Linked DNA regions of Homo sapiens: region 2 is linked to region 1. A link is an interaction called in ENCODE POLR2A ChIA-PET data of the cell type or tissue named here. Cell type or tissue: K562. All regions are shown on one strand. Each heading gives the region's core, and the rest is flanking DNA. Links, peaks and the distances in the headings are about the cores only.

The links. ChIA-PET counts read pairs that join two places held together with the same protein. Peaks named below come from ENCODE experiments on the same cell type or tissue, not always from the same donor. Only the 100,000 strongest peaks of a DNase experiment are listed, where the experiment ranks them.
Region 2: POLR2A ChIA-PET joins it to region 1 with 6 read pairs; 3 of 35 experiments call an interaction of 5 or more read pairs at or near these places.

What each region holds. Positions count from the first base shown.
Region 1 is chr17:38,323,775-38,326,575 of GRCh38, forward strand. GPR179 (G protein-coupled receptor 179) reads right to left here. Exons shown (of 11, transcript NM_001004334.4): 11 at 797-2,801. The coding sequence ends at 2,691. Among named protein-coding and RNA genes, the nearest start is that of GPR179, 19 kb to the right of the region's middle. In K562, for the core only: no CTCF peak of the experiment used is centred there; no DNase peak of the experiment used is centred there.
Region 2 is chr17:38,254,835-38,257,635 of GRCh38, forward strand. It overlaps the pseudogene NPEPPSP1. Among named protein-coding and RNA genes, the nearest start is that of MRPL45, 41 kb to the right of the region's middle. RefSeq lists an enhancer at 2,203-2,736. In K562, for the core only: no CTCF peak of the experiment used is centred there; DNase peaks (open chromatin) are centred at 1,507 and 2,577; H3K4me3 peaks cover 1,624 bases.

The sequences.
Region 1 (2,801 bases), core at 109-2,608:
CCTCAGGTGATCTGCCTGCCTCATCCTCCCAAAGTGCTGGGATTACAGGTGTGAGTCACCATGCCTGGCCTGTTAAGTGTTAACTATGGAAACAAAGGTATGTATATTTAGGGAAGAGACAGCCCTGGTGTCTCTCATCAACCACTCTCATCATGCTGCTTAGTCCCAACCTTTTTGGCTTAAAGTGTACATCACTTTAATTACTGCCCAAGTGAGGTTTGGTCACATCCTATTTGCCTGAGCCCTGGATTAAGGCAAAATGAGAAGGGACGTGCTTTTGAGCAGGACCCACTGCCAGGGAGTATGGAGGAAGGGGAAATAATCCTTGCAGGGTAAGGAAGCAAAGAAATGAAAAAAAAAAAAAAAGCACACTTAGTGGGTAAATGATACATTGATTCCTTTGAATATGTAAAAATAGTGCTTCAAATAAGCTGTTTCATCCCACTCCCCTGGATATCTCAGGGTTCTCTAGATAATCCTAAATAGGAGCTAAGCAGTAGCTGCCACCAGAGAGCCAGAGGATGAGTGCAATTTCCATTTCCCCTTGGGATTAAATCCAGCTGAGCAAATGGCCTCCAGATGTGAGGGGCTGGCTAGAAGGACCAGGCAGAGACCATCTGCAGTGTCAGCACTGACCTGGGCACTAGCAGAGCATTAGCCAGATAACCCAAAGTCCCAAGACTGCAGTGCACCTTGAGCTTTGGAGCAGGCATTGTTCTTTCCTTATCTATCTTCTGTTACTGTTTAAAAATGTTAAAAAAAGATAATCATGAATAAGCTAGAGCCAACTGCAATGTCAAGAAAAAGCATTCTTTATTTCCGCCCCGCCCCCCCCACCCCATGGTTTATTTCACAAGAGTGTGTTTGGCGGCAACTTTGCTGTTTCCAGCTAGACCAGACCCAATGGGATTGTTTTGGGGTGCACAGCAAAATCCACTTTAGCTCAGAAGCCGTAAGGCTAACTAGCCAGAGCCCAGAACAACAACACACTTCAATTACTGCTCCAAAAGCCCAGAATAAGGGCCCTAGGTAAGAGAATGAGGACATCTGGTCCCCAAAGGAGAGTAGGTTACTCCATTCCTCTGTTCCCTTTTGGAAATGGAGTACTTTTTTACTTTCTCTGTGAAGTCCCATAACCGCCCAGCATATTTACATGCAGACTAGATGTTAATGGCTCTTTTTCCCTTTGGGTATTTGGTCTCCCTGTTTGTCTTTTTCTCCCCATGAATGACATCAATGTCTGTACTGTTGTACTGTTAGAGGGCGTGACTTACTGCCATCTTTAGTGCCCCTGTGCAGCTCTGCCTTCTCTAGCTGCCCCTTCCCCCCTCTCCCACCTCCCTTTGCCAATCTTGGGACTTCTTTGTATGTTTTTCTCCTTCTTCCTTTCCCTCTGGTATTATCATCTAATCCCAGCAATTTGTAATCTAGTACTGCTTAAGCAAGTGTAGCCTGAACTGACGAGAGAAGGGAGCCAAGAAAGAGAGAGCTCCCTAAGAAAGAAGGCTTTGTCTTCACACAGTGCCCTTTTCCCAGCTCTCAGGCTTCTAACTTGCCCTGTAGCACTCCTCTTTTAGAGGGCAGAAGAAGTAGAGTGCTGGCTGTGTACAGGACTGCCTTTCTTGAGCTCCTCTGGAAGGAGATTGATGTGGCCTCTTGTTACTGAGCAAGTGATTCTTGGGCGGGGAGGGGTGGGGGAGGGTGGATGGGTCTTGCATCAGAACCAGAGATTCCCCTTGACTCCAGTTGCCTTGACAAAAGAGAGAGGTCCTGTTGATGGCAGCGCTGAAAAGCTAGGGGGAAGGAAATGAGCCAGTGAGACGAGCTCTGGAGACTGGTGAGAGCTAGGGCAGGAAGAGGGGGAGACCCCCTAAAAAACTAGCAAGAGGCACACAAGGATGTCTGGAAGGAAGAGCTCCCTTGACTGTGGGGAGGACCTGGGGCAATTGCTTTTCTTCTGTGTTCTCTCTCTCTGATGTTGCTTTGGATGCCAGATGCTGATAAGGGTGTCAGCGTGCCTGATTGTTTCTGCTTCAGCAGTCAAGCAGGGCAGGTATGAGAAGCAATAAAGCAGAAACAGGAGATTCAAAGTCAAAATGACAAGGTCCTTAAAGCATTTTCAGGCCCCTATTTTGAGTCATTTTAGCTTTTCCCCCAATTTATCTTCCGCTTCAATTAAATGGCTCTTCAGCTTTCTATGGTGGCCTTTATAGCCTTCTGTGGTCCACCATCCCTACGTTGCCAACACTTTGTATGGTTTAGTTTCTTCTCAAAAAATGCTCCATCGTAGACTTCAGAGAATTGGGTCCCCCTGTGAGAGAAGGTAGGCTGGGCACAACTGACTTTTTTCATCCCTAACAGTGGCTTTGTGGGTGAGTGTCCAGACTCGGGTGGTTTGTGTTGTGAGTACTGTAGGTGGATGGGAGGCGTCCTTAGAAGTAGAGTGTCCAGTCTTTGTTTCCTCAAACAGGAAGAAAAGTTAGAAGTAAAGAGAGGGTGGGCCTTCCCATTGGGGTCTAAGCTGTACCCTTTTCATGCAGTTTGTCTTTGGGATGGGTTGACTTCTGGTCTTCTCAAGGAGGGGAAGTGGCCAAGCTGTCTTTGATTCAGCTCTTTGGGAACACCTGGACTTGGAAAGGGCCTTGGCTCCTGAAAGCTAGCTCTGTGTTTGACCTCACCTAATAAGGCTGTTACTCCCAATCCCAAGGATAGACAGTGGGAGGGGTGAATTCTTCATACTGAGCTTCAAAAGCCACTTGGCCTGAGTCTTCAGTTAAGGACGAAGACTGAGACTCAGCTTC
Region 2 (2,801 bases), core at 79-2,578, 69 kb before region 1:
TGTACTTTTTTCTAGACTTTTCCCAAAATATGTCTGCCTCCAAAAATTATGAATCCATTTTGGCAACTAATGGGGTAAAGAAACAAATGTTTTTTTTAATGTTAGTCTTTTCACATAATGCGAACTCATTCATCACTAGGTTCTCTTTCCCAAAGGTTTGCCAAGTCACAAGACACACTACTGTTTACAATCCCTCCCATCTGCCCCTTGCCAATATATATCAAACACTCTAGTCACTTGGCTTAAGCCACAGTTTCCCAAATAACCTTCTCAAATTCTAATTTAGACCCAAGATGCATTCGTTCTGATTCATATTCTTAATGGAAAAATTTTAAATCACCTGATTTTCACTAAGTTCTGCCTTTTGATGCTGCCAAATCCTAGAGCCCTCTTGCTTTCACACCAATGCCCCAAATGTGACAGCTATAGTTATCTATCACAGATAAGTATAAAGTATAGATAACTATACTTTTAAATTCTGTACTTTTAGACATATTTTTAATCTGAGTACCGTACCCTCTTGGTTTTCAAAGACAACTACCAACATTCAATTCATTCGAGCACAAGTCTTCACTTCATTTCATTACTATATACACCATGTTCTTTAAGGTGGGAGCCTACTGATTTCCCCCGACCCCAGACTGCAGTAGGAAAAGAAATGAAACAAAATATATTTACTAACATTCTATTTACAGATAACTATCAAACAGTTCCCATTTTTATTACAGGCTTCCTGTTACATAGTATCATAAATGCCTATTGTGCAGGATGTTTGTCGGGCATCTATACTGATGGTCTCCAAAATCAAACAATACTTCAGATAATGCTGCGGGAGGAGGGAGGGGAGTATGATTCACCAAAAACTGCAGTGAAGAGTAATGGAATATTTTCACCGGTGGTATGTTATAACTAATAGCTTCTTTCTTTCCTTTTTTTTTTTTTTTTTTTTGAGACGGAGTCTCACTCTGTCGCCCAGGCTGGAATGCAGGAATGCAGTGGCGCGATCTCGACTCTGCAACCTCTGCCCCCCGGGTTCAAGTGATTCTCCTGCCTTAGCCTCCCGAGTAGCTGAGATTACAGGGGCCCGCCACCACGCCCCGATAATTTTTGTATTTTTAGTAGAGACGGGGGTTTCACCATGTTGGTCAGGCTGGTCTCGAACTCCTGACCTCAAGTGCGCCCGCCTCAGCCTCCCTAAGTGCTGGGATTACAGGCATGAGCCACTGCGCCCAGCCAGCTTCTTGGGAGAGGAAGGTACTGCTAAGCAACCATCACGGTAGCAATAAATCCACCAGCTTCGAAGGCCGCAAAGCTAGGAAGATAGGTGGAAAAGCGGAGATGGGGTCCTCCCACAGCTTCTCTAGAGGTTAGGAGAGAACAAAGTCACTGCTGCACTGTCACTTGAGGGAAAGGGGGAGGGGGCGGATCATCTTGGAAACCCAGCCCCTGGGCTGGAGCAGGCGGGGAGAAGTCAGAGAGGCTGCCTAGGATTAACATTCTCGTTCTCACCCTCTCCCGCCCTTCTAGAAGCTCCCCTCCTCGCTCCAACGCGGCGGCCAGAGTCCCAAATGACCACTCCCTCCAATCTATCACCCGAGAGGTGTAGAGAGAAACCAAAGAAAGAACTGAGTCAGGTGGTTAGGCAGAGCGGGGACTCCCATGACCTCTCCGTCCTCCCCCAACACCCTCCAGCCTCCCCCGGAACACTATCAAGCCCAGAAGGGTCCGGGGCGGGGGGGAAAGCCCCACACAGGTGTGCTCGCCGGGGAGGGGCGCAATGGCCGGGCCGCCGGCTCCCCAGAGCTCCCGCAGCGCGGCCTCAGCCCGAGCCCCAGCCTCAGCTCCGGCCACGGTCCCTGCCCCGGCCCCAGCCCCAGCCCCAGCCCCAGCCCCAGCCCCAGCCCCAACAGAGAAAGGCAGAGCACGCCGAACCCGGCGCCCTGCGGCCGCCCAGCCCCGACTCGAGGCCCGCCCGCCCTCCCGGCCGGGCCCTGAGTCCAGCCCGCGGGCGCGGCCTAACTGCTCGCCCCGCAGCTTGCCCCGGGGCCCGAGGGTCGCTGTACCTGGGCGGCGGCCTCCAGCTTGCCCTCGAAGGTGAAGTCCAGCAAGTCGGGCTTGAGGCAAAGGCTGCAGTTGATGGGGGAGACATCGGCAGGCAGCCGCTCGAAGGGCCTCTTCTCCGGCATCGCGGCGAGGCCCAGGCTGTGGAGGCGGCGGCGAGAGGAGCGGCTGAAGACGAGAAGGAGGAGGGGAGGAGGCGGAGGGCCGAGGAAGAGCAGGCGGCGAGCGAGGGAGGGGGCGGCAGCTGCCAGCCACATCCACCGAGCGCGGGCGACCGCCGGAGGAGAGCGACCGGGGGAGCCTGGGGGGCGGGGGAGAGACCCAGCCGGAGCGCTAGGGGTTGGGAAGGAGGCGGTGCGGGCGGACTGGCGGGCGAGCTGCCTACGGGGAAGGGGGCGGAGGGGAGGGAAGGGGAGGAGGGCCAGCAAGGAGGGATGGAGAGGGGGAAGTGGTGGCGGCGGCTGCGTGCGCGGCCCCGCCGGCCGGGCGCGCCCCCGTGGAGTGCGCGCGCACGCCGGGGCAGAGGGCGGAGCGGCGAGGACGAGGGCGCGGCCGGCGGGGCGGGAGGGCGTAGGGTTGCCCGCGCGAGCGCAGGGCGGGAGGCGGGCGCTGCACCTGTCGGCGCCGCTCAGGACTGGGGGCGGCCTTCCAACTGGAAGGAGCCGGGAAGGGCTTGATCAGAGGAAGGAAAGGCATAAGGGGCCCTCGGGAAACTGAAGCCTACGCAGTTGGTCAGTTCA